2 separate regions of the Homo sapiens genome follow, and region 2 is linked to region 1. Evidence: chromatin loops called from intact Hi-C (ENCODE). Cell type or tissue: mesothelial cell of epicardium. All regions are shown on one strand. Each heading gives the region's core, and the rest is flanking DNA. Links, peaks and the distances in the headings are about the cores only.

Evidence for each region. Hi-C counts contacts between places; a loop is a spot of excess contacts. Peaks named below come from ENCODE experiments on the same cell type or tissue, not always from the same donor. Only the 100,000 strongest peaks of a DNase experiment are listed, where the experiment ranks them.
Region 2: it touches region 1 in a loop (10-fold over the local background); 1 of 110 quality-filtered maps calls a loop at or near these places.

Annotation. Positions count from the first base shown.
Region 1 is chr20:33,154,320-33,170,225 of GRCh38, reverse strand. LOC105372714 (a long non-coding RNA gene) reads right to left here. Exons shown (of 4, transcript XR_005647055.1): 3 at 14,388-14,430; 4 at 9,603-9,980. BPIFA2 (BPI fold containing family A member 2) reads right to left here and starts at 2,067. Exons shown (of 9, transcript NM_080574.4): 1 at 2,017-2,067; 2 at 924-1,095. The coding sequence starts at 1,080. RefSeq lists enhancers at 2,928-3,427, 3,428-3,929. In mesothelial cell of epicardium, for the core only: no CTCF peak of the experiment used is centred there; DNase peaks (open chromatin) are centred at 9,945 and 10,445.
Region 2 is chr20:33,048,103-33,064,008 of GRCh38, reverse strand. BPIFB3 (BPI fold containing family B member 3) reads right to left here and starts at 10,106. Exons shown (of 16, transcript NM_001376932.3): 1 at 10,044-10,106; 2 at 8,462-8,587; 3 at 7,311-7,467; 4 at 4,527-4,631; 5 at 3,978-4,118; 6 at 2,178-2,241; 7 at 334-394. The coding sequence starts at 8,573. It also overlaps the pseudogene PUDPP3. RefSeq lists enhancers at 9,752-10,285, 10,286-10,820. In mesothelial cell of epicardium, for the core only: no CTCF peak of the experiment used is centred there; no DNase peak of the experiment used is centred there.

The sequences.
Region 1 (15,906 bases), core at 8,942-11,441:
GATTCAGAGAATGACACTTTAAATAAAATTGGTGATATAACTACGTCTAATCGTATAATTCACGAGGTGACTTTGGTTTAGACATTTCTGTCTCTGGGCCTCAGTTTTCTCAGCTGTGAAATTAGAGTGTGAGTCCTTTCTGCATCTTTGAAAGTTACCTAAGCCCTTGACAAGGTTTGAAAGGCAGCCATTTGCAGAAGTTACCTCCTCCTACAAAAACTGTTTTTGATGTGCTGCTAATGTTTCCATAAAACAAAAAGAAAGCCAAGTTATTTTAATAGGTTAGCATAAAAAGGAGGTATAAATAAATATAAAGGTAGGTAGCTTTACAGATACCAAGGCTAGGTAGGGATAATTTCCTTAATTTTCACTGAATTAACACAAGTCCATAAAAGAATATTAAACAACCCAAAAGAAAAATATGCTAAGAATATAGACAAAATCCTCAAGTTAAAATATGTAAGTACATAGTAAATATATGAAAAAAGAAGAGGGCTCCTTCATAATTAGAGGAATGCAAAGTGAAATAAGTTATAGCTTTTCATCTGTGAGACAGGCAGAATATTTAAAGTTGTCCATACCCAGTGCTGGAAAAGGAGTGGGAAAAAAGGCACTTTCGTAGACTGTTGGAGAAAGTGTTAACATAGGAGATTATTTGTCAACAGCATAGTTTTTGAACTTTTGAAATCCCACTTGTAGGAATTTATCTTATGCACGTTTATCAGGATATAATATGTAAAAGGCTATTCATTGTGGCATTGCTTGTTTCTAGAAAGATAAACGAATGAGTCAGGAATTGAATAGCCACTTTTCTCAGTAAACCGCCCATAAAGAGTAGCCCCTGGTGGCAGCCTCTGGTAATGCAGGCATAGTGTTTAGGAGGCTAATTTAGGTGACACTGTTCATCACCCTTGTTGATTTACCTTTAAGAGTATTGTCAACTGTCTCAAGTCCCTCGTGAAGAACAGGTTCCAGCTTATCCACGACATTGCTTAGGTCATTGCCAAGATTGTCAAGAAGAGACTCTGAGGTCCCAGTGAGCACGCCGCACAGGAGAACAAGTTTCCAAAGCTGAAGCATCTTTTGTCTTGACACCTGGACAGTCATGGGAAGAACAGGAGTGAGAATTGCCCAGAGGGAAATGGACTCTTCAGTGAGTTCCCATCACTCTTAACATTTAGCATTCCATTAAGATAGATGTGGTTATTTCCTATTTTACAAATGGGCAGCCAAGGTCAGAAAGCTACAGCAACTTGCCCGGAGACACACAGTCAGTGAGCAGAGGAGCTGGGATTTGAAAAGTCAGACTTGACTCCAAGCCCATACTCTTGACACAAAGTTCCTTTTCATACGCTGTCTTCTCTGCCTAAAATATTTTTCTTCTTCTTTACTTTTCCACTTAGGTCAATTCCTACATCATGCCCTCTGTGAAGCCTACTGTAGGCCCCTTCCCAGATTCTAGGTTGGAGGAGTCCCACCTTGCTGCCTTCATTATCCTGATCAAGGTCTTGGATAACACTTCCCTGATGATTTGACCACCTTTCCTACCAGGCTGTGAACTCCTTAGAGGAAGGACTGTGACTTATTTCACTGTCGAATCCTCAGGCGCCAGTAAAAAGCCTGCACCTAGTACAGTACAGTAAACGAATAAATCTTTGTTGAATATAAGTATGAACAAATCAATGGAGACCACCTCATGACCCTGCATTGTTCATTAGTTTGACACTTATTTTAATATAATCTATAGATCTCTAAATTTACTCTGATTTGCCATTTGTCTTGACACCTGGACAGTCATGGGAAGAACAGGAGTAAGAATTGCCCAGAGGGAAATGGAATCTTTAGTGAGTACTCATCACGAACTTGCCATTTAGAGCACATTTAGAGATATATTGATTATCTCTGCTGTATTCAAAATATTAGCTAACCCAAGCAATCCCACCCCTCTGCCTCTTGCCCCCAAAGCCTTCCAAAGACCACCACGTGTGGTGCCACTGGGGGGAGCACGCCACTCACGCGTTTAGAGGAGGATGCTCATGAAATCCTTGCCCCACTGCACAGTCTGCTGGGATTCTGCTGAATGGTGGCGGCTATTATATGGTGGAGATGGGATGGAAGGCTGCCCACAGAAGCAAGCCTTGGTTCTGGGATCATCCAAGGACACTCCAAGGAAAATAACCCCTCTCCAGGATGAGCAGAGAGAGAGATTTCCAACTCAAAGGTCACCCAGGATGCTTGAATTGAAACGGATGGCTATGGAGAGGGCTTTCCGCCAAGACTAAGACCAGGTCCTCATGGAGCCTGCAGCTACCGAGGGGGTGGTCCTTGGTCCTTGTGGGTGAGGACTGGGAGAAGACTGAGAATGAATGAATTGGAGAATGTCCTGGCAGGAGGACCCATAATGACCATCCGGTCTAACTCCGTCATCATTTGGAAACTGAGGCTCAGAGAGGGGAAGCCACCAGCCTGGGGTCATTCAGCAAGACAGGGACCGAGATGGGTCTAGAATTGTGGCCCACAAGGAGTCAGACAGCCTCCCAGGGGTCCTGCCCCCAGGGGTCTGCACCCGGCAGGTGCAGCAGATGCCTGGCAGCTGCTTGTGCTGACACTGGGCTTGGTGTCCCTAAAGGGCACTTTAGATGCACTTTTCTGTTAGTCTTTATGAAAACTCTGTAAGGCAGGTTTTCAGAGCTCCATTTTCCAGTTGAGAAAGCTGAAGTTCAGAGAGGGAGGTGGCTTGTCCATACTTGCAAGGACAGGAACCAGGCATTTGGGCCACCAGGGAAGACCCTTCCACCCATATCAGGCTGAGGTCAGTTAGCAGAGAGGGAGAGTCCCTGGGCCTGAGTATCCTGTTTTTGCTTCGGCCACTGATGTTTGGGTTGGTTGTAACGCCTGCTGCATTGGGCCTGTGTCAACCCGGAACAGCACAGGAAACTCGGGTGGGTGCCCACTTGGCCTCAGGCTGGGAAGGACTGGCACAGAGCTCAGGGTCACCATAGGTCTCTGCCCTTCTGCTCACCCACCTGCAATTCAGCAAGGACCTGGGGGGCCTGTCCTCAAAATGATGCAACCAAGCAAACGGTGGGACAAGACCAGTGGCTCCAGGAGCTGGCTGTTCCTACACTGACCATGGCTCCACTGTTACAGCACAGAGCTGGGCGGCTGCAGGAAGGTGATGGCCAGGCCCCAAGAGCCCAGACCATTAGACCCCTGCTGCAGTCTTGCCTGTGGTCTTGAATGGTTGTCACACCTCCTTCCCTGGCTGCCTGACACCGGGTTCTCCAAACGTCTGAGCCCCGCTCTTCCCCCAGTTGTGAAGCACAGAGCCAAGGGCTGTGCTGAAATCTTGTGAAGGCAGTTTGTCCCAGCCCAGGAACATAGCCCAGGGTGCTGAGCATGATGCAGTGACCTCGAGACCTGGTGTTGGCCCAGGCCTCAGTTGCCTCATCTGTAAAATGGGTAAACACGCTGTTCCTGGATCTCAGAGGCATGGTGGACAGGCAAGGACCTAGGAAATCAAAACGATGGTGAGGGGCTTTGAGGGCAGTGCTCAGAGCCTGGCACTGGGCTTGGGCTGTCCTGGGCATGAATACTCTCTCTCTGCTGGTTGCTGGCCATGTGACCTGGGCCAGAGACCGCACCTTGCTGAGCCTCAGGCTCTTTATCTGTGAAATGGGACTAAGAACAGTGCTCACCTCAAGGGCATGCTGTGAGGTCAAATTAGTGTAATACCCATGAAGGCTTAGCATAGGGTAGGCCCATGATGCACGGCAACAGCAAAGATGGCGAAGAAGATGCTGATGAATATGTGCGCATATGGTCCCGGCTTACGATGGTTTGACTTCAATATTTCAACTTTACTATGGGTTTACTGGGACACAACCCATTATAAAATGAGGACCATCTGGCCAGGCATGGTGGTTCACACCTGTAATCCCAGCACTTTGGGAGGCCGAGGCGGGCAGATCACCTGAGGTCAGGAGTTCGAGACCAGCCTGGCCAACATGGTGAAACCCTGTCTCTACTAAAAATACAAAATCTAGCCGGGTGTGGGGGCAGGCATCTGTAATCCCAGCTACTCTGGAGGCTGAAGCAGAAGAATTACTTGAACCCAGGGGGTGGATGTTGCAGTGAGCCAAGATTGTGCCACTTCACTATAGCCTGGGCAAAAGAGCGAAACTCCGTCTCAAACAAACAAACAAAAATAAAATAAAATGAGGAGCATCTGTCATAAGATTAATATTATATAATATATAATATAGGGTCCTTGGTGGGTGGGGAGGTTGGGATCCTCAGAGGTCACCCGAGGTTCAGGCTGGCTGGTCTGAGTCATTCCGGAAAAAGAAACAGTGACAACTCCTCCTGTGTGCTCCTCCTCCTCCTCTTCTTCCCTCTCCAGGTTACACAAAGTCTTCTCACATAGAAGATGTTTGCCTCTTAGGGACAAAGGCCCCAGCCATGAGGGTCGCGAGATGAATTTCTTATTGAAAATTCCCAGTGAGGCATTAAAGATTAGCTGTGCCAAGACTAGGACATCCTACCTGCTGCGTGACTGCTAATCCCCAGCTGGGGCAGCTTCCTGATCCCACTGGCCCAGCCTTAACCTCCAAGCTGGTATCTTTTTCCATACCTGGCTCAGTGCCCTGGCTAGAAACAGCCTAAGAGGTCATGCAGCCTACTGAGACCAGAGAAAGCGAGTGACAGGGCTGGGGTTGCATGAGGGGCCAGCCAGGCTGGGGGGTGCTCAGCTGACCAGACTGCCCACTGACCTTCCTTCTCCTGTGGACAGAAGCAGCCCCCACCCCTTCTCCAGATAACAAACACACAGGTGTGCACTCCCATTGCACCCATCAAAGATAATTGCCTTATTTTGCTAGTAAAATTGCTGAAAGGCTTGTCACCATTTTGCCTGTGAAATCAGTCAAGTACGAATCATCCATCCAATTTCTAGTAGGTCCTGGTTTCTCACACTTGAACTGCCTACTCAGGAATTCTGGGCAAATAAGAAAGATCAAAGCAACAAAACCTGTTCACACGTTACTGTCCTTCCTGTGACTGCTAAATAGAGCAATTAATAAAGTTGTCACAATGTTACAGTCTGAAGACCTTTAATTCAACTTTTGGTAATTTTGACTTTGCCGGGTTTTCTTCTGGTGACACAGTTTATTCTTTCAGCGCTCAAGTATTTCCCTAAGTCCCGGATTCCACATCTGGACACTAATAGACCCCTCTCAAGTCCTGCCTTTAGAATATGGAGAGCCACTTCCTATGGACTGACAGATGGAGGGGGCCTTGCCCCACTGCAGGCTGGAGTCTTCTTCCTCCTGTCCCATGGAATGTTCCCTGAATGCTTCATCCAACACTCCCAGAGAAAATTTAAAGGAGTTTTCACCGGGTCAGGGTCCTCCCCTGGGTCCTTTGAAGTCTGGGCACCTTGTCTTCGTTCACCTTCGTTCCCCCAGAGCTGGCACAGGGTCTGGTCTACAGCAGGAGTCAAATGATGTTTGTGGCAGGAAAGAAAGGAAAAAGAGAGAGAGAGAAGGAGGAAAAAAGAGAGAGGAAGGAAAGAGAGAGGGAGGGAAAGAAGGAAAGAGAGGGAAGGAGGGAGGGAAGAAAGGCAGGAAAGGAGAGAGGGAAGGAAGAAAGAAAGAAAGAAAGAAAGAGAGAGAGGGGATGTGGAGAGAGAAGAAGAAAGGGAGGAGAAAAGGAAGAGAAGAAGGGAGGGAGGGAGGTCAGCCACGTCTCGCCAGTCCCACTCTCTGAGGGCAAGACCACAGCATCTCCGAGGTCCCAGTACCCAGCACAGGGTCTGGTTCCCCTCATGGGCATTGACTTTCTGTCTTCCCCAGGTGGGTGGGCCTCTTGACATGAGCGAGCTCTCTGGGTCGCTCCCTGTTCTCACCTCACTCCCTGGAATTTGGCCCCTCAATCTCTCTGTGCCCTCTCTCATCTTCCAGATCCTCCCTGCTAAAGTGGGCCTGGCCCTGTATCTAGTCATCTGTCCATTTATTTATTGTTCATTCACTTTACAAGTGCAAATTATTTTCTGCTGGAGCCACTCATGCTTTTGACAACCCTTTAGTGGGCACCCCAAGCCCTGTGATGGGGTCAAAGATGTCTGAAGCTCAGTCCTTGTCCCAGAGACAGGCCAACTCCAGGGCAGTAGGTGAGCTGATTCGATCGGCCCATGTCTGGCAAGAAGGCATATTCTCTCCATTTACTCCTCCCAGCAACCAGAGGCAGGGACTGTCTTATTCCCATTTTATAAACAAGGAAACTGAGGCACAGAGAGGTAATGTGTACTGCCTAAGGTCACACACCTAGTAAGTGGCAGAGCTGGGGCTTGAACTCAGAAAACCTGGCTCCGGAGTCCATGCTCTGAGCTACTCACAGTGCACTGCCATTTATACTGTACATATATATATATATATATTTTAAACAAAGTCCATCTCGGCTCACCGCAACCTCCACCTCCCGGATTCAAGTGATTCTCCTGCCTCAGCCGCCCGAGTAGCTGGGATTACAAGCATGCACCACCACACCCTGCTAATTTTTGTATTTTTAGTAGAGACGGGGTTTTACCTTTTGGCCAGGCTGGTCTCAAACTCCTGACTTCAAGTAATCCGCCTGCCTTAGCCTCCCAAAGTGCTGGGATTACAGGCATGAGCCACCGTGCCCGGCAGCACTGCCATTTATATTCTAACAGTCGGAATCCTCCCTGGGCTGTGTGGGTCCTTTCGATTCATCTCCATTGCGCTAGCACCCCCAGCCCCAAGCCTGTGTCAGAGAAATCCCTTCATAAAAGCTTACTGGTTGAAGGGTTGTGGGTTAGCCCTTTCTCCTCCGCTGGACTGGGGCTCCTTAAGGTTGGGGATCATGATTCTGCCATCTGTGTGTCCTCAGCAGCCAGCCTGGGGCCTGGCTTTTGGTGGATCCCAATAAATACCACAATTAATTAAAGTGAGAAAAGCAAGTTAATCCACAGACTGAATAGATGAATGTAGATGAGACCCAGAATCACAAGAAGAGTCCTTCCTTCCCTCCACCCACCCATCCTGTCATTCATTCATTCGTCACACACTTACAGAGCGTCTCACCTGGGTCCTGTCCTGTGTGGGGCTCTGGGCCCCACAGAGCACCCCCACATGTGTCCATCCTTAGACCCCACCAGCAGGGGCAGAGGCCAACACGCACACTGACAATTACTTTCCACAAAGCAGGTACAGTTCTTGCAAATTTTCTGTGCATTGATGGCCCCAAGCAAATGGGGAGCTGCTGTCCCTGGCACAGTGCCCAGCCCTGGTGAAGGTCCTTCCTTTAAGCACTGAATGGGGTCGAAGTTAGCACTTTGGGAGTGAAAGAGGAAGTGCTATGACACTGTGGGGTAGGTGGAGACAGATCATGTAGAAGACAAATGATGGGAGGATTCCAAAACGTGGCTAAGTCTGGGTATATTTATCTTGCAGGGGCTTTGGGTAACCAGCCAGACCTCAATTTGGGTCCTAACCCTGCTGCTTTCTAGCTGTGTGACTCTGGAATGGTGGCATTGCCTCTCTGGGCCTGCATTTCCTCATTTGCAAAATGGTGACCATGATCATCTGCCTGACATAGCTGATCTGGGACTTAAGCCTGGAAAAGAGTTAGCCCAGTGTCGGGCACATCATAAGTGCTCAGTAAAGATAACTCAGAAGTGCTGTGCCCAGCGGCAGGATTAAGGGTGGGAAAGAGGGCAGAGCCTCATTCTAGATTCCGCCACTGGCCAGCTGTGTGATGTTAGGCAAGGCATGGCCGCTGTCTGAGACAGTGTCTTCTGCTCTCTAAAATCGGTGCTAATCCTGGCTAGTAGGGACTGGGGAGGCATTAAATTAAAGGGGGAATGCAGAATCCTGGAGCATCGTGTGGTGGCCACTCAATCAAAAGGGGGAATAAAAACCATGGGAGAGGCTGGGCACAGTGGCTCATGCCTGTAATTCCAGCACTTTGGGAGGCCAAGGCGGGTGGATCACCTGAGGTCAGGAGTTCAAGACCAGCCTGGCCAACATGGTGAAATCCCGTCTCTACTGAAAATACAAAAATTAGCCGGGTGTGGTGGCAGGTGCCTGTAGTCCCAGCTACTCGGGAGGCTGAGGCAGGGGAATCATTTGAACCCGGGAAGCAGAGGTTGAAGTGAGCCAAGATCTCACCATTGTACTCCAACCTCGGCGACGGAGCGAGACCCCATCTCAAAAAAACAAAAAAATCAAAACCATGGGAGAAGTACCATAGCTCCTTGTCTTTTCGTCCGGGACCCTCGAAGGACTTGTTTCTGTGGGGTCTTGGCTTACCACCTCAGACTTCTCTGTTTCTGCTGGACAATTCCCAAAGCCTCCTCTCTGGCCTCGCAGAATTTCTTTGCATCAACTCTTCCCAGTGCCAAGGGCCAGGTCTGAGGATGTCACCCCCCTGCAAATTCTCCCCATCCTGCAAGCACCTCTTATATAAAGCCTTCATTGAGCCACCCAGCTGACCTTTTCTCACGTTCTGCCTTGTCATTTTTGAACAGGTGTCTTCCTTGCCTACACACCCACAGCTGTCTCTTCTCCATTGTCAACTCCAGGAGGCCAAGTTCTCTCTGGGGTTCATCTCTGGTTTCCCACCATGGCTTGCCAATAAACTGAAATGTTTGTCAGTTGCATTTGTCAGGATTCTTTGGGTTATATTTGTAATTGAAAACACAACCCAAAGTGACTTAGATGTGAAAGAAAGTCATTGGCTCATGTAACTAGCAGGCCAACGGGTTTCAGGCATGGCTGAATCTAGGTGCTCAAAAGAAATCTCCAGGCCTTTGTTTCTTTCCATGACTTGGCTTGGGGTTTCTCCTCAAACTGACTTCCCCAAAGAGGTGGCAGAGATGGCCACCAACAGATTCAGGTCCACATTCTCTCTTAATAGTCTAGCAGAAGAAAGTATGTCTTTCCTAATATCTCTTCACAAGTTCTAGGACTGATTCCCATTGGTCCTGCTGGGGTTACATGCGGAGCAATGAACCAACCAAAGTGGCCAGGGTGAAGGAAGCCACTGGTTGGCCGATTTGAAAATATTACATCTGCAAAGAGGCAGAGGTAGAATGGTCAGAGGAGGAGGAGGAGGAGAGCCAGGGGAGTAAGGCCAAGGGAAGAACTGGATTCATGGAGGAGGAAGTGGTATGTGTGCTATGGTCAAGATGAGGCTGACCTCATCTATGATCCATTGACTTCCTCTACCTGGTGATCACGGAGGACCTGGTAAGGCCGAGTTTGGTGGGGCAACCAGTGGAAACAAGATGGGTGGTGGGGTGGATGTATCCAAAATAAGCATGCTGCTCAAAGGGTGGCCCATGGACCGCTGGCCTCTCCCTAGTTCAGACCAACTGCTCTAGAACCTGCATCTTAACAAGAGCCCAGGTGGCTCATTTGTGTGTTCAAGGTGGAGAAGCACAGCTCTAAGGAACTTTGGCTGCGAAGGGACGAGAGAGGGAAGGAGGTTGGTGGAGGGAGTGTGGAATTACAGAAGGGACCTTTATTCTTCCTGAGAAGGGAGGGACTTGAGCAAGTTAGGTGTGTGTTCTTAACAATGGAAAAGGTGGGGGGAGGGGATGTTTTATTTAACTTTCTGGTCACCATGTAAAACTTAATATGTTGCAGGACACTGTTGCAGATTTGCAGGTCAGATTCATATCAAATGGGACCTGGCTATGCTTACTGCCTGAAAGAATGAATGTCGTGATGGTGATATTTCCCAGGAGCCTCCCATAGTGGATCCTGTGGTGACCCAAGTCCTCGCCATCCATCTGAGCATTTATTGCTGGACCAAGAACAGGTGCCCTGGGCCTGTGGAGACTCAGGAACCCTGAAGGCCAGCTCCACTTGCTTCTTCTCTGCCTTCCTTGTGCCACCCTCAGGCTCCACGTGACTCTCCCCGCAGCCTGCAGGGCCCTCAGGTTGTTCACAAAGGCGGTCCTGACGAAAAGGTTGAGAAAACAAACATGGTCATATGTGTCATCAGCCATGCACCCAAGTGACACTAGGGAGGCCCAGTGTGGACTGAGCTCTGGGTGGCTTTGGCTGGGGCATGGGGAGACACCCAGGAGCTGAGGGCCCTCTTCTTGCTGCAGGGTCCACCCCCGCAACTCCAGGAGCCTCCTGGATATGGCTTCTTGGCTGTTGCACTGCATTTTTCTCCAGAGAACCAGGGGACCGTGAAGGCACTCCACTTCAAACATCCCAATCCCTGTGGTATCAGTGGTGAAACTGAGGCCAGAGGGCATGGGAGACTCAGCCAAGACACAGTAGGGTCCCCCCTGCTCCAGGCCCCAGACACCCACCACCTCCTGCAGCTCCTGCTCGCTGCCAGAGGATCTAGGTGTGAAGCCCAGCTCTGCCTCCTTCCAGCTGTGTAGAAGTGGGCCAGGCAGCAGCTAACCTCACTGGGCCTCAGTTTCCTCATCTGCAGAATGAATATGTATCAACAGCTGCCTCTTAAGGGGGGTAAAGGGCGGAATGAAATGATCCATGGCTGGGCATAGGATAAACAATCCACAAAGAGCTAAGGTCTATTCAAAATATTATTGCTATCATTGGCCCCATTTTTCCCCTTTGGAGCCTGAGGCACGAGAGGTTATGTGTCCTGATAGGCTGAAGAGCTGGGATTTGAGCCGAATTCTGACTCCCCAGTCAGACTCCCCAGTCCATCCATGCAGTCCCATCACCACTTTGAACCTCAGTCTCCTCATCTCTAAAATAGAGATAATGATACTGCTGACCTTGAGAGGTGGCTATGAAAATCACATGCGATCCTGAAAGCCAAATGCCCAGCACAGTGCCTGGCATAAAAAATAAAAATAAAAATAAAATGCTGCATTATGCAAATATCCTTAAATTCTAACAGGTATGAGAAACATGGAGTAGCAGGGTCACAACTCTACCTTGTGGCAAAATCTGAGAACTGTGCCTGCTCTCACCCCAATCCCTCCGCCTGGGAGCCCTGCCGGTGCCCAGGCCATACCTGCTGCTCCCTGTGTGTGGCCAGCAGCGGGAGAGACGTGGAAGGACAGGCAGTGTCCAGCTTCTGTCACTGTGCTTGTCTACGGGGAACAGGGAGAGGCAGAGAGTGTGATTGTGGGTTCTCACAGCCCCTTGCGGTTCCCCACTCCACACCTTAGCTCAAGCTGCCTGTCCCCTCTGCCTGGTGGTGTTTAGACAATCTGCCAGTGGTCATATTTGTTTAACAGTCAAGGAAACTGAGGCCCAGTGAGGTGAGGTGCCTGGCCCACTTCTGCACAGCTGGAAGGATGCAGAGCTGGGCTTCACACCCAGGTCCTCTTGACAGCAGGCAGGAGCTGCAGGAGGGGAGAGGTGACCGGAGCCTCAGGCAGGGGGCACCCTACAGTGTCTTCGCTGAGTCTTCCATGCCCTTCTGGTCTGTTTCCCCCATTAGTACCACAGGGATTGGGGTGTTTGAGGTAGAGCTGCTTTACCACCCTCTGGTTCTCTGGAGGAAAGGTAGAGTGCAGAGATGTGGTTAACTGGAAATGCAATGGTTCCAGGTAACTTTACATTTAGCGCTCATTTCCTTTCATTCTTTTTCTTTTTCTTTTCTGTTTTTGAGACAGCATCTCACGCTGTCACCCAGGCTCTGAGCATAGGCTTTCTTCATGCATTTTCTCACAATTTTCCTATAAAATAGGTGCCATTCTCACTCTCATTTTGTGGAAGAGGAACCTGAGATTCCGAGTCATTGGAAGGGTGGAATTTGAACTTAGGTCTACCTGACCCTAAAGCCTGTCCCTTTCACTGCCACACCAAAAAGCCATGACAGGGGCCACCCAGTTCCCAACACACTACTGCATCATGAGAGTTTCATGCAATTAAAGGATGCAGGGCTTCAATCCTGTGGACCCAGCAGGTCCAGCACCTCTGCTCATTCCCACCCATTGCCAAGGTCTTGGAGTTCCCAGGATCTCTAAGGCCAAGATTCTGACCTTCTGGAATTCTAAATGTATATAATCTTGGCATTCTTTACTTTATTTCCCTTGGCAGATCCTAAAGTGAACCTTACTCATTGAGAAAGTGGCTTGGGAGCACCTTGCTTATGCAGGAGAGGAAAGCAGAGTGCAGAGATGTGGTTAATTGGAAATGCAGACAGTCCAAGGGTTCCAGGTAACTTTACATTTAGCACCAATTTCCTTCAGGTCTTTTTTTTTTTTTTTTTTTTTTGAGACAGGGTCTTGCTTTGTCACCCAAGCTGCAGTGCAGTGGTGCAATCATGGCTCACTGCAGCCTTGACCTCCCCAGGCTCAGGCCATCCTCCCACCTCAGCCTCCCAAGTAGCTGGGACTTCAGGCACACACCACCACACCCAGCTAATTTTTGTATTTTCTGTAGAGATAGGATGTCACCATGTTGCCCAGGCTGGCCTCAAACTCTTGGGCTCAAGCGATCCTCCTGCCTCAGGCTCCTGGAGTGCTGTGATTATAGGCAGGAGCCACTATGCCTGGCCTCTACTTCCTTTAGTTCTAACAGACTTAAAGTCAGGCTTGTAACCTGGCTTCATACATCTTACTGCAAGGCCATTGACCTGCTGGATGGAACATCTCATCAGCTTCAGATGGTCCTCAAGAATACTCAAATCCTAAGCTATAAATCCGACCATCTGTCTGAAGTGGAAGGGGCATTCACTTCCCTTCCCCTGTCAGGCACCATTCCTTTAGTCTGCTTCTTAGAGGCTCTTCTACCTCCATCAGCTCCATGCTGAATTACCTTCCCTTGGGAAATTTCCCAGCTTATCAGCTTTGGGCATATCCAAACATAAGCTCTAATGAAGGAACTATTTGTGGTTTGGCTGCGGGAAATCATTGGTGGGTAGATCAAGGTCACAGCCACTTAGAGGGGAGTCCCACAGTGATGCTCCAGCGTTTGAACATCCTTACCATAGTCTTGGCGGGGTCCCATGCTCATCCTAGAAATAGGAAGACTGAGGGGTCACTGCAACCGACAGCACAGAAGACATTAGAAGACGCCACCATGAGAAAGACTTGTTGCGGCCAAGGTTTTGCCCTGCTTTTCACCTTCCCAACATTCTTATTGAAAGAAAGGCCTTTGGAGACTCGGCACACTTTACAGATGAGAGGAGAGAGGCCCAGAGAGAGGGTGGGGCTGGCATAAGTTCTCCCAGAGAGTTAGTGTCTGAACTGGGTCTTAAAACCTAGGTCTCAGGATGCCTGGCTTAGGGCTGTTTCTGCTCACCTTTTCTGGCTTTCACCATAATGTTGGAGAAGTCCCAGAGAAACAGCAAGAGGGCTTAAAAGCTTCCCTGTCTCCCCAGGGGAACAATAGGCTTCCCCGCCTGCTTGGGGGAGAGGAGTGTCCCATCTTTTCTCCTGCCTCCTGCCTGGTGCCCAGCCTCGGTGAGAAACTGAGAAGTGGCACAAGGCACCCTATAACGGCAGTTAGTCCAGAAGTTTGGTCCAGGACAACTCTCCTTCTTTGCCTACCTCCCTCCGCTCTTGCCTCAGCAGTAAGCATAGGAGATTTGGGAAATGTAATGAAAGCACAGTGATTTTTTAAAAATTCCTCCAGACTCAGAAATCAGTTCTGGAAAGCTTCTCACAATAGAGCAGTGGGCTATCCCAGGAATTCCAGCCCTGCATTCTTCACCAAAAAGTGGCATAGCCCAGGAACGTAGCTATAACACCAAAACCGTAATAACCATAACGTTTCACTTTAACACCAAGGGAAGGGGCTAGTCCTGAGTCCGATGGTAATGCCTTCTTTACGGAGTCAGTTATTTCAATAACAGACCACAGTAGTGAAATATTTTAGGAATTTCACTATAATAGTCTTCCCTGTGGGGCAGGCTATCCCAGGAATCCCACAGCACTGATCATTATGGAATGGGAAATTTCAGCAATTTCACCAGAAGACTAGTCATCCTGGAGTGCGTGATCACAGGAAGCTCATGATAAAACCCTTCACTGCGCAGTAGGTCAGTTCAGGAGACCCACCCTAACACTGATCACTGTAGAGTGGGCTATCCCACGAACCTAACACTGGCCACTATGGGATGGACACTCCAGAGATCCCTCAATAACAAGAATCACTACGGAATAGGATGGCCCTAGAATGCATTGTAACAGTAATCATAGTGGAGTGGGCTATCTCAGGAACCACACTGCAACACTGGTCACCATGAAATTGACTATTCAGAAACCCTGCTTTGGTGCTATTGATCAGGGCACAAATTCTGTGTCAGGTAGGTGCTCTGAGGTCCTACGGTTTTACACCAATGTTTGAGGAAGGACTGTCCTGCCCTGAAGAGGGAGGCAGGACTGGGAGACAGTGGGGTGGATATGAGAAAACAAAACTTACTTTCAAGCAGCCAGTTAATGAAAGAGCCTGGGAAGTATTTGTCCTGGGGAAAAAACCAGATAGCCCACATTAGTTGAGCACCTATTGTATGCTAGACTATGTGCCTCTCATTTAATCCTCACAACAACCTTGCAATATAAGAATTATGGACAAGGAAAGGAGACTCAGAGATGGCTCTGCCCCAAGATCCCTGAAGGTTCTACTTTGTGGAACAAAACACATTCTCTGTAATTCAAGAATTTCTGTGAGTTAGAGGGGCCGGCAGGATTATGCTAAGGCTTGGGAGAAGCTGAGAGGAAAGGGATGCAGGCCCATCATGGACTTAAAACCCCCGAATATTGTGATGCCAAGTAACTCACTTAATTTAATATTTTAAACTAAGGGCAGGTTGGGCATGGTGGCTTACGCCTGTAATCCCAGCACTTTGGGAGGCCGAGGCAGGCAGATCACCTGACGTCAGGAGTTCGAGACCAGCCTGGCCAACATGGTGAAACACTGTCTCTACTAAAAATACAAAAATTAGCCGGGTGTGGTGGCGCGTGCCTGTAATCCCAGCTACTCGGGAGGCTCAGGCAGGAGAATCACTTGAACCTGGGAGGTGGAGGTTGCAGTGAGCCATGATTGCATCACTCCAGCCTGGGTGACAGAGCGAGACTCAGTCTCAAAAATAAATAAATACAAAAAATAATAATAATAAAGGTAAAGAGGAATAAACCACTAGTGTTTGAGCTCCTAGGCTGTGCTAGGTAAATAACCAAGCATGTTCTCATCTAATCATCATATTATATTCCACACACACTAGAATACCATTGATTAAGATATGCATTATTTAATGTGCCACTAAGAAATTTTTAAATTGCCAATTAAATTATGAAATGCCATTGAATATACAATGCATTCCAATTTAAGATATTTACAATGTAAGGAAAATGCACGTCTTGCAAGTGATGAATTAGCTTTATATGGGGAATGCTAATCATCCTCACCTGATAGAGGAAGAAACCGAGGCTTAGAAAGGTAAAGGGATTTGCCCAGGGTTGCACAGTCAAGCAGAAGCAGAGCCTGCCTGGCTCTGAAGCCATGGCACATACTCCCTCTTTTAAGGGGACAGCTGTGGGCACATTTGCTTGGGAGACTCAAGTGAGTGATGGGGCACCATTGAGCTAGTTTCAGATGTGAAGAAAATCTCAGAGGCGAATCCCAGAACATTCCTTAGGAGAGAAGCAGCTGCTCCTACCTGAAACTCCAGGCAGTGATACTGCTGAGACAACAGGGGTATTTGGGAGAGAGGTGAGAGGTGGTCCCTAAATAATCTGAGTAAGTGGACATCTGATGGAGACAGAGGGAGACAGGGGGCGACGGGAAGGGCGGACAAGAGAAACATAAGAGATAAGTCAACTGAGGTGGAGACTTATGAAGCTCATTCATTTTCCCTTGTCATCCATAGATTTATGCAGGAGACGGAGATTATTCCCAAACTGTTACATTGCAGCTATAAAGCCCACTGTCTTCTGGCTCA
Region 2 (15,906 bases), core at 5,335-7,834, 100 kb after region 1:
CTCTGGGCCTCGGTCATCTAGTCTGACCAGGTAATCATTATATCTTCCCCCTGTTTCTGACAGTGCCAAGCGCACACTAGGTGCTCAGTAAGTGTTGGTCTGCAGCACCCAACATAGAGAGAACTGATGGTTCTGGGTCTGCATGCCCTGCTAGGCGGCCTCAGCCCAGGCCTCCTCCATGAGGCTCCTCAAAGGGGCAGCCTGTCAGTGTGAGGAGGAACTAAAGGACCCTGAGATCCTGCCGCTTCTGGCTCCCCTTCGTACCCTACCCCATTGGGGTCATACAGAGACGGGTAGAAGGGGCAAAGAGGAGGGCATTGAGCCCTGACTTACCCAGCACAGCCCCCAGGAGCTCATTCACCACACCCAGCACACTGTCCACCACGGGGCACAGCTGTGTCAGGGAGACACATGTTACAGGGCAAAGAAGAGCTCACTGCGAGGACAGCTGCATGTTCTTTAAATGCTTTGCTATCTGCTGCTATGTGGTGCTGGGGACCAAGGCAAGGCGGAAGGCAGAGACAGACAGAAGACACACAGGTGGGAGGCAGGGAAGGGGCTGGGGGCTTGAGGTGTCAGAGGGTTGGGTGGCCCCCAAGCTGTCTTCCCTTGGTTACAAGAGCCCCATTAGAAAACCCCTAAAGGTGGCTGGGGGACCACGGGAGACACATTTCAGGGGCTGGTTTGGGCATGCGGACAAGGCCTTCACCTGAGGAGGCAAAAGCGGCTTTGGTTCCCCATAAAGTCACAGGCCATCCCCTGCCATTCTACGTGGGCACTGGGAAGCCTAGGATCAAGACCCCACAGAGGGGCACCTCCTCTCCTCCACCCAGAGAGTCAGGCCTGGATCTGGAGTGTCCATTCTGCATATCACCACGTGTTCATTCCTAACCCCTGTGCTAGGAGAATAGGGAGCAAGTGGTTCAACTTTCAGAATCCAAGTCTGGGAATCACAGAACCTGAGTCCCATAGCCCACTGGAGTGGGAGCCTCAGAGAGGATGCAGTCCAGCCCCTTCATCCTCCAGCTGAGGCCAGAGAAGAAGGTGGCCTGTCCAAGGTCACAGCTGTATTCAGAGAGACAAAAGAGGGCTGTCACATGTCAAGTGGGGGCCCCAAACTCCAGGATTTCTGGGGTCAGGCAAGTCACAGAAATGAGAGGAGACCAGAGGGGCTCTGCTGGGGATGGAGAAAGCAAACCCTCTGAGCACCAGATGGGAGGTACCAGAGGTACTTCCCACTTACAGGAGGGAGGTATCAGGCAGCCAGGATGGCTGATTGCAAAACAGAAGCCAGAAATCTGGACTGTTACGAGAAATCTTCAATGCTGAATGTTGGCAATGAATGCTCGTTTTCAAAACCTCTTTGTATCACACAAAACCTAGCTGCTGGCCAATTGCCCCAGAGACTAAGTTAGGGGCTGCCGTTGAAATGCACCTTCATGCCCTGGTGGAAACCTGCCTGACATGGTCTTGCTTAGGGGCCCCTCCTCCTGCTAAGCTTCTTTTCCAAACTGGCTTCCTCAAGCCCAGGGCAGTTTTGCCAACCCTAGGCTCCCATTCTTCTGCTGCCCCCAGCAGCGTTCGCAAGAATGCACAGGGAGAGCCAGCTAGGCCGTGGGGTCAGGAGGCCTGACTGCCCTTTGCTGTCTATGTGGCCCTCCCCTCTTCCTCGGTGATATGGGGTTTGGGCCAGACCAGCTCTCTCGAGTGCAGAAGCCAGGATGTTCTGGGGCAGGCCATGGACAGGCATCCTTTAATCTTAATATGTTTAATTGTGATGTATGAATAAAGGTACATGTGTTTTTCTAGACATGATTGCCAAGCACAGGGCTCAGTTTAAAATCACCAAGTGATCCAATTTTCATTTCACGCTAATTTAAAGAAAAACATAAAGTTGGTACTAATACAAATGGCAGAAACAGAGCAGGGGTTCTTACCCTTCTTAGGAGCCTACGATTTGGGAGCAGGGGACCCAGGCCGAAAGGATCGTGTCATCCACCCCCAGACTAGCAGGCGCGCCAGGAAGGCCGGTCAGCAGGCCCGGATGGGATTACCAGGTGGGTGTGGAAGGGAAGTACAGCCTAATCCTGCCTGGCGCCAAACTTCACCCAAAACCAGAGGGGGAAAGAGGCCCAGTCCTGGGAGAGGGCATGCTGGCACACGGCCCGCACACTCACCAGTCCCGGAAGCACCTTGAAGAGCATCTGTTCCACGACCCCAAAGAGTGGTGTGGGCAGCAGCCTGAGCAGAGGGAGACACATGTGGGTGCGGCTGCCAGGTGGACGGTTCAACCCAGATGACAGGGTCGGGCGGACACTAGGGGCTCTGGATTTCTCCTCTCCCTTCTCTTGGGGGTGGTGTTGACTGCGGCTTTGGAGACCTGAGTTAAATCCTGGCTCCTCCTCCCGAGGGGACCCAGGGGATGGCTTCATTTTCCCCAACTGTACAATGCCCACCTTAGAGAGCTGCTGCTGCCCGGGTTACATGGGAGTGTGTATGTGGCTGGTGTAAAATCTGTGCTTGACAAATGTCTGTCTCCTTTGTCCCTCTAACAGTTGTAGACAAGAGACATTTAGGCCTAGGACAATGGTTGTTATTGAGCCCCCAGAGTGGGGGTTCAACAAGTATTTGTTAGATGAATGAATGAATGAATGAATGAATGAATGAATGATGGCCTGAGGATAAGTGCATGTAGACAGGCTCAGGTCTGTTTGGAGACCATGGGGTGCAGGATGGCAACCACAGAGCCCCAAACACAGGACACCAACACCATCCTGGGAACCACTGGAATTTAAGGAGCCCAAAGCCCTTGCCTGGAATCCCTTTCTTAGGGCCCTCGTGGAGACAGGAGCAACCCAGTTACCCTGTTCCTGGGAGCTAACACAGAACTGCCTGATGATCCCCCACTGCTCAGAGTTACCCAACAAAGATGGAGCAGGGGCCGGGATTGGGATTGGGCCTGGAAGGTGGACACAGAACGGGGAGACACAAGTGGGAGGCAGCTGTGGGCTGGCTCAGAGTGCTGGCAGAGGCCTTGGACCCAGCCAGAGCGCAGCCCCTCTCCATCCCTGCCGGATCTGTGCGTGTGATCCTAGGCAAGGAGACCTCTGGGCCTCCATGGTCCCATGAAAGTGATGATTGAGAGGTCAGGCACGGTGGCTCACACCTGTAATCCCAGCACTTTGTGAGGCCAAGGAGGGCAGATCACTTGAGGTCAGGAGTTCGAGACCAGCCTGGCCAACATGGTGAAACCCCGTCTCTATTAAAAATACAAAAATTAGCATGGTGGTGGGCGCCCGTAATCCCAGCTACTTGGGAGGCTGAGGCAGAAGAATTGCATGAAGCCGGGAGGCAGAGGTTGCAGTGAGCCGAGATGGCACCACTGCACTCCAGCCCGGGTGAAAGAGTGAGACTCTGCCTCAGGAAAAAAAAGAAAAAGAAAAAGAAAAAAGTGATGATTCAACAAGGTGTAGGGAGGGCCACCTGGACAGATCCTGGGAAGAGACTGAAGTCACAGCCCCTTCCGAATCATCAAATCCAGCTCCACATATACAGATGGGGACATGGGGGCCCAGAATGGGGAGATAGGGAGTGGGTCTCCCTGAGGTTACACAGCAAGTCAGAGGCAGAGTTGGGTCTCATGTGCTGAGAGCAGGGGCTGAAATCCCGCAAATGGAGGGATCCCAGCTGACCCTGGGCCCGCTCTGGCGGAGAGGGGACGGCAGGATCCCGTGAACCAGACTAGAGGAATTGCCCAGGAGTGGGTGGCACAAGCTATGGATTAAGCCGGAGTCCCTGTCAGTGGTGGGACTCAATCTGTCGGTCTGTGAAGTGGGTTGAAACCGGCGGGACAAGCAGGGGTAGGACGAGTTCAGGCCCCCGCAGCTGGCAGCTCCAGGGAGACCTGGGAGATGCCCAGATGGGTGCGAGATGATCCTGAGCGGGTCAGGGTTGCAGGCTGGAACCTGCAGACTCACCCTGAGAACAGGCTGATGTGGCCCAGGAGCGTGCTGCAGCGCTTGAGGATAAGGATGGGTGTGCCCCTTGAGCTCACGGCCAGCGCCACCCGCGATGTCACGTTCACCTCCGCAGCCAGCTGCAGAAGGCCACCAAGGGGGCTGCAAGAAAGGACACTGGGGGTGTGGCCAGGCAGCCAGCTCCCACCCTTGGCCCCGCCCACCAGGGTGGCCCTGCCAGTGGCCTAGGCTCTGTGCCCCCTTCTCAGCCTCTGCCTCCCTGCCCCATTTTGCACTTCCCTGCACCCTCTTCCCTGACCCTCTCAGGTGAGCCTGAGCGGTGGGGTCCGGGTCTGGAGGAAGAGCGAAATGGAAGTCCCTGGGGAAGGGCAATGGCATAGGATCCAGGGGGGAAACAGTAGGATTGGGAGTCCCTTGGGGAGGAAATAGGGTGAAAGGAAATGGGGGATACAGAGGGGTGGGAGTGGGGGGACAGCAGAGTAGGAGTCTCCAACAGGTCAGGGGGTGGGATAGGAAGCAGGAGGGTAGAGGTCCCCAGGACACACTCACCCAGAGCAATGCATGCCCACTTTGGTGTGCAGGCTCAGCTGCACCCCAAATCCCGGCAGCAGCTTCAGCAACACCTTTGGCAGCGTGAGCTCCTCAATCTTCAGACTAGGATGGGAGTCAGGGAGAGGGTTGCTCACTCCCAGACATCCCAGCCCAGGCGGCGCCCAGAGTGGCTCTTGGTGGTGTCCCCTATCTCACCTCAAACCCACAGAGCCAGCTGCGAGCCCTTGGCCCATCACTTCATCTCTCTGGGCCTAGTTTCCTTATCTGTAAAGTGGGGCGATACTAGTTCCTACCTCACAGGAGTGTTGCAAAGACAAGTGAGATAATTCGAGTGCAGAACCTGGTACGGTGTGTGCTCAACAAATGTCCTATCATCATCACCGCTAGAGGCTCAAGGAATTAAAGTTTTTCCTCACTCCATCCCCACAGTCTCAGCCCTGGTTTGGTTTCTGGCCTTGACATTGCGCCCTGCTATACCCCTGCACACTCACACAAATGCAACCCGAGTGGGTTCTCAAACACGACTCCTCACAAGTCATTACTCTCTGTCCTCTGGGTCTTTGCCCAGGCCATTTCCTCTGTCTGGAACACACTTCCCTTGACCCTTCTTCCATTCTGCATCCCTCTTCAGCTTGCTGACTCCTCCCAGTTCACGTGCACTCCTCCAGGAAGCCTTCCATCCTGGTTTTCTGCCTCGGGCAGATGCCCTCTGAGCGCCTATCCCACCCTGCCTGGGCTGCCTCCATCACTGCCCTGAGCCCATGGGATCTTCGCTGTCAGACTCCACCACCTATGAGGAGCTCTTCAAGGCACGAACAATGCCAAGCTCATGTCTGAGACTCCAGCCTCACCAAGAAAGCGGATTTCACAGGGGAGGGAGAGTAAATATTGCATTAATAATAATAATAATATCTATCCAACACTTACTCTCTGCCCGGCTCTATTTCAGCTGCTTGGCACAGATTAACTCACTGTCCTGGCAACAACCCCATGAGTAGCTGCTAATACTGCAGCCAGTAAAAGGCAGATGGTTCAAACTCCAGCTCTGCCACTAACTGACTGGATGGGCTTGGGCTAGTCACAGTGCTGCTGTGCCTCGGTTTCCCCATCTGTAAAATAGGGACATTGACCACACCTACCACAGAATGACACACAGCGAACCTCGAGCAACATCAGCATTTACCAGCCTGCTTTCCGGACATTATGTTCCGTTTAGGGAAGTGAACACCCATCAGCCCTTCTTTCCGCTCCCAGTACCCCATTGCCTCCTGTCCAGTGACTCTTCTCCATACACTGGGCTTCAGCCTTGCCTGGGCCCTGTTGTTTGACCTTCCCCTAATTCACCCACCAGCCATAGACTGGTTTCCACTGGACTTGACCAGGCAGTATGGGCTGTGATGAAACACACAGACACATTCCCATCTCCTCCCCTAGCTGGGTGAGCTTGGGCAGGTCACTTCACTGCCAGGAGCCTCTATCTCCTCACCTGTTAAATGCAGTTCATAATAGTCCTACCTCTGGGCTCAGTGAGATAATTCATTTACAATGCACAGTGCTAGACACACAGAAAACCCTGAATAGGTGCTCATTGAGTTAGTGCATATTAGCTATAATGTGATGCTCTTCATTCATTCATTCAAAAATACTTTTTTTTTTTGAATGAAAAAAAAAAAGCTGTGTTCTGCAATCCTATGTTTAGGAAAACATTGAGACCACAGCAGGAGTGTTCTGGAATCCTATATGAGCAACAAACTTTCAGACCCTAACTGCAGTGTTCTTTGGTCCTGTGTGAGGGACAAACACTCATACCCTAGTAGCGGTGTTCTGGAATCCTATGTGAGGGACAAACATTCAGACCACAGCAGGAGTGTTCTGGAATCCTATTTGAGGGACAAACATTCAGAACCTGGTAACAGTGTTCTGGAATCCTGTGTGAGGGGCCAACATTCAGACAATCGTAGCAGTCTTCTGGAATCCTATGTGAGGGACAAACATTCAGACCCCAGCTCACGCCTGTAATCCCAGCACTTCGGGAGGCCGAGGCAGGCAGATCTCCTGAGATCAGGAGTTCAAGACCACCCTGACCAACATGATGTAACTTCTTCTCTACTAAAACTACAAAAATTAGCCCGTCGTGGTGGTGGGCGCCTGTAATCCCAGCTACTCGGGAGGCTGAGGCAGGAGAATCGCTTGAACCCGGGAAGCGGAGGTTGCAGTGAGCCGAGATCATGCCACTGCACTCCAGCCTGGGCAACAAAGCAAGACTGTGTCTCAAAAAAAAAGGGAAAAAAAAGCTTTTTGAGCATACACTGTGTCCCTATTTATGATCCCGGGGACACAACAGTGAATAAGCCAGACAAAAATCCTACCCCTCCTGGGGTTTATAATCTAGCAAAGGAGACATAAAATAAACCTGTAAAATGTATGGTGGGGATAAGAAAGGGCTAATCAGCCCACACCTCTTTTGAGCGGACACCTGGAGGAGGTGAAAAAGGGAACCATGCTGATAGCTAGATTAGCCCAGAGAGACTAAGCAACTTCCCCAAGGTCAAACAGTGAGTAACTAGTGTTGACCCCAGAGCTGGAACCCTCAACCACAGTGGCATTCTGCTGTTCTTGTCCTGCCAGGCATGCAGTAGAGTCATCATTTTTAGACCCGGATCACAACCCTCCCACACAACCTTCACTGCCTATTGGACAAATTACAAAGAGACAATCTCTCCTCAATTCCTGGAAGCAAAGCCAAGTCTTCCTGTAGGGCATGCAGCAGGTGGGACTCACCCAGAGAGCTCCTCGACAACGCCAAAAACCCCTCCGTGGCCCAGCAAGCCGCCTCCTCCAAGCAGCCCTCCTGAGCCCAAGAGGCCCCGGTTCACAGCTGTGACCGATCCCAGCACATTCTGCAGAATGGGCTCCCCAACCAGTGAGTTCTGGATGGCTGCAGAGAGAGTGGAAGTAGGAAGGTACTAGAAACTCCAACCTCACCCCCAGGACCATGGCAGCTGCCTCCTTCCTCTGAGATTGAGTAGGCTTCTTTTTAAAAATGGAATTAACCCAGAGGTTACACTCAAATGGTGGAACCCACTAAGCCATAACAGCCTCTTACTCCCACCGCAGGGCCTGTGGCCACCCTCCCTGCCTGGCATGTGGGAGGTACCCAGTAAGTGTTTGGAGAATGAATGAGCAAATCTCATAACAATCCCTTCATTTTACCAGTGGGAAAACTGAGGCTCAGAGAGGGGCAGAGACGTGTCCAAAGTCACACAGCAAATTGGGTTGGGGTCAGTAGTGTAACTTGGCTCCTGATCCTGGACTGCCCTACAGCACTGAAAGGGAGGGCAAAGAAGGGGGAGCTTGTAGCCACCAGGGCTCAATCAAGTTGGAGGAGATGGTCTCTGCTTCTCTCCTGGGCACTCCAGGCCTGACTCTGTGCAGACTGTGGGAAGGGCAGGATGGAGGAATGGCCCTGTAGAGTAGAGGCAGGCCAGGGGGCCTCTCTGAAGCATTTCCTGCTCATGACCAATCTACTCTATCCCTGAGACTGTCACCACAGGCCACCGGGCTCTGTAGTACCAAATGCCAAGTACAGTTCCCTTACCCTAGTGATGTGAGGCAGAGACACTGGCCCAGCTAGCACCCTCCCCTCGACCTCTTCAACCTCACTCTGTCCCTGTCCCTGAGCCACACACAGTCCCCAAACAGCCTCAGCCCATATCACCCAGTCCACCTCCCGTAAGAGGGAATTCATCGCCCATTCAAGCCTGCAAGGGAAACTTTCACTCCTGCACAGCTACTCCCAGGAGAATGTGCTCTCTAAGCAGCTGAGAATCACAACCTGCTCTTATCTGCTCTTAAAGCAGATGCTCTAAGCATATAGATTGAGTCGTTGACATTGCAGCAGCCCCCTCACAGACTGCCCACCTGGGGCTCACCTTTGCCGAGTTCATCCTTGTCAATCCGAGCGAGCGTGCCCACCGTCTCTAGCAGCTCCTGGCATGGAGTCGCCAGGCCCCAGAGCAGAAGCAGGGACCACAGGGCCAGCATGACTGGCTGCATGCCTATAAGGAGCAGAAGGAGGAACTCTGAGACCCTTCTCCTGCTCAAGCCTTTCCCCTCTCTGTTCCCATTATCAGCCTTCCCCCTTCCTGCCCACCTGGCACAGCCCAAATTGAGCTTCACTCCCAGGAAAGCCTTCTCCTCCCAAATGTAAGCAGAGCTAACACGCAGGTGGCACGGTGCAGCTGCCAATGCACTCAAGTCTCCAAGGCACTTTCCAAGCCTCTCCCTCATTGGGTTCCATTTCTCAGCTGGGAAAACTGAGACCGAAAGGGGTAGGGGACTAGACCAAGGCCACAGAACTAATCAGAGACAGTCAGAATTCAAGCCTGAGTCCATCTGACATAAAAATCTTCATCCTCAGAGGCCCAGTGAGCCTGGCCGGGTGTCTGGAGTGACAGCTGCAGACAGAGGGGCTTCCCCCTCCAGGACAGCAGGATGAGAGCTTTGTTTCCAGCAGCTGCTTCCCACTGGCTCATGAGGCTGTTTCAGAAGGTCTAGCTGACTGGGGACACCCAACACTTAGACTTAACATGTCTTATCTTTCTCCTTCCCCCACCTCCACCCCAAATCTTGTTGAAAAAGGGAATGGGGTGGCAGGTGGGGGCATGGCTAATCTGCTAAGTTCACAGAGTGGGATTTTTCTTTAAGCAGTTCCGTATTTGCCCACCCAATCACATATCCATCTATGCCCACCCATCACTCCTGCTTAAACCCTTCAGTGGCTCCCCGCTGCCCTGGGTTGAAACCCAGGCTTCTTGCCATTACCCACAAAATCCCTGCCTGCCTTTTTGACCTCCTTGAGCTTAAACATGCCAGGCCCCTTCCCACCCCAGGGCCTTTGCACATGCGGTTCCTTGTTAGGAAGGCTCCTCCCTGCTTCTTTGCATGGCTGACTCCTTATCATTGAGATTCCGGATAAACATTGCCTCCCTGGAGAGGCCTCCGTCCTTCACTTTGTCTAAAGAAATCCGTCTGTCACTAAACATCACGCAGAATATTTACTTTAAGGTGCTGATCTCCATTTGCAATTATGCATCTGTTTGTGTCCTTATTTCTCTTCCCTGTAAACTCCATGAAGGCAGGGACCATGTCTAAGGCCTCTGTGCGTGGTTGTGTGTCAGAAGGGGTCCCTGCTGAGGGGGCAGGGGATAGAAATTCAGCAGCATGTCACTGGCCAGGAGAAAAATGGGCACTCCTGGAACTCTCTCCATAGGATCATCCTATGGACAGGGATCCCCTGCCCACCCCTCCGGCTGTGAATATATACAAGTCTTTGCCTCTCTCTGGGCCCCAGATCTGTAACATGGTTTTTCTCTTCATCCACCCTCTTGGTACCCCCAGTCTCCTCCTAGGGTGAGTTCTTTCCGTGCCCATCATTCATATGGGAGGGCAGAAGGCAGTGGGGTCAACGGCTGGGCGTCAGGACAAGAGCAGGGCTGCCTCAGGCTGTCTTACCCTTGCTCCTGCAGCTCCACAAGGGGTAGGTGGGGGCTCCCGGCCTCCTGTCGGTTCCTCCACCCACGCGAGCTGAGGGGTGGCCCTTATATGCCCACGCGGCTCTGAGGACACAAAGGGGCCACGGCCGCCAGAATCCCGTCAATATGTCATGTCAGAAGCAAATTGCGGTTTTCCCCGAGGGCCTGGGCTAAGCCTTCCTCCTTGGAGGCGAGTAAGGGGACTGGGGTCGGTGCCCAGGAGTGGGAGTGAAGGCGTGGGGGCTGCACAGGCAGCCACCTCCCTCAGAGCCAGGGGTGAGGTGTGGGGCCCTGCCACCTACCCATTCAGCCACCTATTGGGCTCCCTCCAAGGCTCCCCAAGAGCCATTCCAATGGCACAGAATCTACCCTGCCTACCCCACCCCTTCCCCAGCGAAGGCCTACGGAGGGAAAGAAGGGACTTAAAGCTGCTGGGTCTTCTACCTTCCGCCACCCTCCCCCCGCACCAGGCCTCACATGGAGAGGGCTATGGGCCTGGAGACAGGGACTCTGGGCACACTTGGGGGAGGGGCATCAACTCCACCCCCACCTCCCAAGGCTCAGTATCCCCAGAGTTCCAGAGCTTTGTCCCCTTTCCGAGGCTGGTGCAGATGACAGCGACGAGAAATGCGTCCATTCATTCACTCCACTGCAGGCATTTGTGAGGCACCCACTGTCTGCTAGATGCTGGGGAAATCGCTGTAAATAAAAGAGACAATCTCCCCTGCCCTGAAGGAGCCGACTAGTGGAAATGCAATGCAATTTAAAACTTTCTAGTAGCCACATTTTTTGAAAGGCAAAAAGAAACAGGTGAAATTAATTATAATAGTCTAGTTTATTTACCCCCACCAAATCCAAAATATTCTCATTTAACATATAACCAACAGAAAATTATGAATGGGGTACTTTACTTTCTTTTTCTCATACTAAGTTTTCAAAATCTGCTTACAGCACACCAAGATTTGGACTTGTCGCACTTCAGGCAATCGCCTTGTATGGCTATTGGCTGTCATATTGGAAAGCACAGCTCTGAAAGGGACAAATAAGCACATAATACAGTAAGTTGGGGCTGGGCGCGGTGGCTCACGCCTGTAAACCCAGCACTTTGGGAGGCCGAGGCAGGCAGATCACAAGGTCAGGAGTTCAAGACCAACCTGACCAACATGGTGAAACTCCGTCTCTACTAAAAATACAAAAATTAGCTGGGTGTGGTGGCAGGAGCCTGTAGTCCCAGCTATTTGGGAGGCTGAGAGAGGAGAATGGCGTGAACCCAGGAGGCGGAGCTTGCAGTGAGCTGAGATCACACTCCAGCCTGGGTGACAGTGAGGGACTCTGCCTCAAAAAAAATAAAAAAAAAATTATATATATATATATATATATATATATATATATATATACACACACACACACACACAAATTAGCCAGGCTTGGTGGCGCATGCTTGTAATCCCAGCTACTTGGGAAGCTGAGGCAGGAAAATCACTTGAACCTGGGAGATGAAGGTTGCAACGAGCCAAAATTGCCTCACTGCACTCCAGCCTGGGCGACAGAGTGAGACTCCATCTCAAAAAAAATACAGTAAGTCGGAAGCTAACAACAAAAATAAAGCAGGGAAGGGGCTCAGGAGTGTGGGGAGTGGGTGCCATTTTCAATAGCGTGGTCAGGGAAGGCCTCATATTGAAGCAGGGGTGACTTTTGACCAGAAGGAGAAGAGGGAAGGAGTCAGATGGCTGTCTGGGAAGAGCCTGCTGACCAGAGGGACCCCCACACAAAGGCCTAGGGTGGTGTTCCAGGAACAGCAGGGGGGCCATGTGATTGGAGGGGAGTGAGAGATAGGTGGTAAACAATGTGTGATGAAGCCCTGGAAGCTACTGTATGGATTTACAGACTTTGGCTTTCATTGGCAATTCCTCTGAAGGCACCAGCTCAGGCATCCCTTCCTCCAGGAAGCCTTCATGAGCCCCAAGCTGCATGAGGTATCACCTCTGAGCTCCCACAGTCCCCTGGGATTTCCTCTCTCAGAATCTGTGACATGCCAAGCTGTCACTGTGTCTGTGGCTCTGTGAGTCTGTGGGTCTGTCTCCTGCGTGGGGCCCTGAACCTCTGCCTGCTAAGATGGGGAAGAAGGATGGCATTTGCCTTGTTTACCTCAATCATCTCTAAAGCCCTCACCCTACAATGTTCATTCTGATGACTTTAGGCCCTGGACCAGGTTACTCAACCACACCACACTTTTTTAAAAGATAAACTTTTTACTAAAATCTAAACCATGTACACAAAAAGGGGCACAGATCACAAGTATACAGTGTGATGAATTTTTACAAATGGAGCCCTCTCAAAGCCCTCTTTGTGTCCCCTCCAAGTCACTGCCCTCCTGGTGGTGACCACTGTCCTGACCGCTAACTCAGTGCTGAGTCCAGCATGCTCCTGGGGGTCACTAAGTGCAACCGCTGTGTGCTTTATGTGCGTGGCTTCCCTGCTCCCATTGTGTGAGGCAGTGACTGGGTCTTCTTTGCTGTGTACTACTCAATTATGCGAATCCCTACAGTTTGCTTATCCATTTTCCTGTCCAGTGGTGCCTGGGCTTTCCAGGTGTTGGCTATTATGAATGAAGCTACTATGAACACTCTTGTTTGTGGACATTTTTTTTTCTTTGAGACAGAGTCTTGCTCTGTCACCCAGGCTGGAGTGCAGTGGTGTGATCTCAGCTCACTGCAACCTCTGCCTCCTGGGCTCAAGCAATTGTCCTGACTGAGCCTCCTGAGTAGCTGGGATTACAGGCACCTGCCACCACACCTGGCTAATTTTTGTATTTTTCATAGAGACGGAGTTTCACTATGTTGGCCAGGCTGGTCTCGAACTCGTGACCTCAAGTGATCCTCCCACCTCAGCCTCCCAAAGTGCTGGGAATACAGGCATGAGCCACCACCCAGCTTGGGCCTATGTTTTTATTCTTCATTTCTTTTGGGTAAATAACAAGGAGCTGAATTGCTGGAGCACAGCATGCATGCGCATGTTTAGCCATACTCTCTATGGCTATGGTTCCCCTGAGCATTATGCCATTGCACGTGGTCAATGCTGCTACTCCACAGCCTCATCTGTGCTGGGTATCCCCAGTGTTTTTAAGGCATTTGTTTGAAGGAAGAGGAAAGAAAACTAACACTAGTATTTATTCGGCACATACCGTGTACAAGGCACCTGCTGTATGTGAGCACATCTAGTCACCACAAAGACCCAGTGAGATCAGTGCTGTTATTATTTCCTCTTCTTACACTCAAGAAGCCAAGGCTCAGCAAGGGTAAGCAGCTTGCCGGATGTCACACAGGAGTCCAGCCAGACCGTCTAACACTCATTGTCTTAACCACTGCCCAGCCTAGCCTCTTGGAAGAGAGGAAAATGCTACCTAGTTGTTTCTGGCCTGCTTCGTCTCTCCTCCTCCTTCCCGATCCCCACCCAACAGGGGACTCTGACACACCCATAAGCTCCCCAGGCGTCCCCATATCCCCTCATGCACCAAAGCCAGGTCAGGGATTGGGCCTGCCCACGGGAAGGGATTCATTAAAATACATATCTCTTGGCCTCACCTTTGGCAACACTGATTCCACTGACAAGCACCTAGGGGGACGTTTAACAAGCCCCCAAGGCAATATGATGTGCAGCCCTTTTGATATCCCTGGTGAGGGTGATGGGAAGCCAAGGAAGGGATTAGAGCAGGGGAGGGACTTGATGAGGAGAAATACCCCTGGGCATTAGTTCCTAGAGTAAAGGCTCTGGAGCCAAAATTTCTGGGTCCACATTCTGGCTCTGTCACTCACAATTGAGTGACTTAACTCACAGAGCCACAGTTCTCCCATCTGCAAAATGGGCTCATATTAAAGGTGGCCCTCCTCACCTAATTGGTATGGCTGTGAGGACAGGTATCCTAGAAATGAAATTTAAGGCATCAAGGGAGGGGGGCCAAGGGTGCAGATGGTGGTGAGATCCCTGGGAGGCCTCCCCATGCTACTCGAGCTGAGAGTGGGCTGAGAAGGGAGAAGGCAAGGTAAGTGGGTACTGGTATGAACACAGGTGTGGGGAACATCGTGTGGCTTCATTTTCCCAGGGTGAGGCTGTCTGACAGGTCCCGGGGGGTCAATAGCTGTGGGCCCAGAATCGAAGACCTCCCTCTGCTCTTTTCTGACTCTGTAGCCTTGAGCCTCACTTTCTTGAAAGGAGAACACTGCATTCCACTGCTGAGTGTGGTGTGAAGGAGTGAGGAAGAGACTTGAACTCAGGAAGATAGGGTTCAAGTCCAGCTCCACATGTGCCACGTGCCCTTGGGCGGGCCACTTCATCTTTCTGGGCCTCTACTTCCTTATCTGGGATTGGAGGATTCTGGGAGGTGAGCAGTGCCCAGCAGACCTCCTATCACTGCCTCCCCAGGAAGTGGGGTCATGGAGTAGGGATCCCTTGCCAGTCCAGCCCACATTTTCTGCTCAGGGTGAATCTGGAGGAACTGACCACTCAAAGACTGTTGACATCAGATTAGAGGTCAGAGCATCCAACCCCTTCCTTACTGTAAAGATGAGTAAACTGAGGTTGAGAGAGGAGTTGTGGCTTGTTCAAGGCCACACAGTACCCAAGGCCTGGCAAGAAGCCAGGCCTTCAAACCCTAACAGCTTGTGCCTTGGTTTCCCCATCAGCACACTGAGCCTGGAGAGGGTGGCAGCAAGGCTTTAGGTAGCCATAAGTGTGCTGTGGGAACATCCAAGGGTGGGTTGGGGGCAGAGGGGCGTCTCTGGCACGCCCAGGGCCAGGCATCAGCAGCCCATGGATTACCCTGGCATCTGAACCTGCCAGGCCTCCCTCAAGGCTGCCATTGTCCCAGAGCTGGGGAGACGATTAGTGACGGGATTAGAGCTCATGTTGAGGGACAGGGGAATAGCCCTGGCATCTGGGATGAGGCAAGATGGGCCCTCCTTCCTCTGTGGCATGGGCCTGGGCTAGGCTGGGAGAGGGCTTACCTGCCAGGGCCCCATGGCTAGGGGAGCAGTGACCTAATCAGGCCTCTGGCTACACGACACCACCCACACACACATGAATGTGCCCAGACACAGACCCACTCACAAAGACGCCCCCAATCTCCCACATCCAGAGCCTCACCCCAGGGAGACAGACATTCTGACACACACACACACACACACACACACACACACACACACACCCCAACAGACATATGGACACACATAGCCGCCACCCCCATAATTTCCAGGGCTGGGGCACCAGCTGATCATAGGAGGCCCCGATACATTTTTTTCCCCATAGTTAAAGGTTTTTTTTTTGTTTTTTTTTTTGATGGAGTCTTGCTCTGTCACCCAGGCTGGAGTGGTGGTGCGATCTCAGTTCACTGCAGCCTCCACCTCCCAGGTTCAAGTGATTCTCCTGCCTCAGCCTCCAGAGTAGCTGGGACGACAGGCGCGCACCACCACACCCAACCAATTTTTGTATTTTTAATAGAGACGGGGTTTCACCATGTTGGCCAGGATGGTCTCCATCTCCTCGTGATCCGCCTGCCTCGGCCTCCCAAAGTGCTGGGATTACAGGCGTGAGCCATTGCACCCAGTCTAGATTTTTAAAAAAGACATTAAGCAAGTGACACTGATTTGCAGGCTCCACTTAGAAGTCCTTTTCTGGAACCTGCAGTGCGTGTGCGGGGCTGGTGGGTATGTGCACACCTCCTGGTTGCCCCAATGCAGCCCAAGCAGAGGCATTATGGCTGTACCCCTGCGGCCCACCACCCACCTCCTCTTCGACGTGGATGGCCTGCTTCTGGACACTGAAAGGCTCTGTTCAGTGGTGTTTCA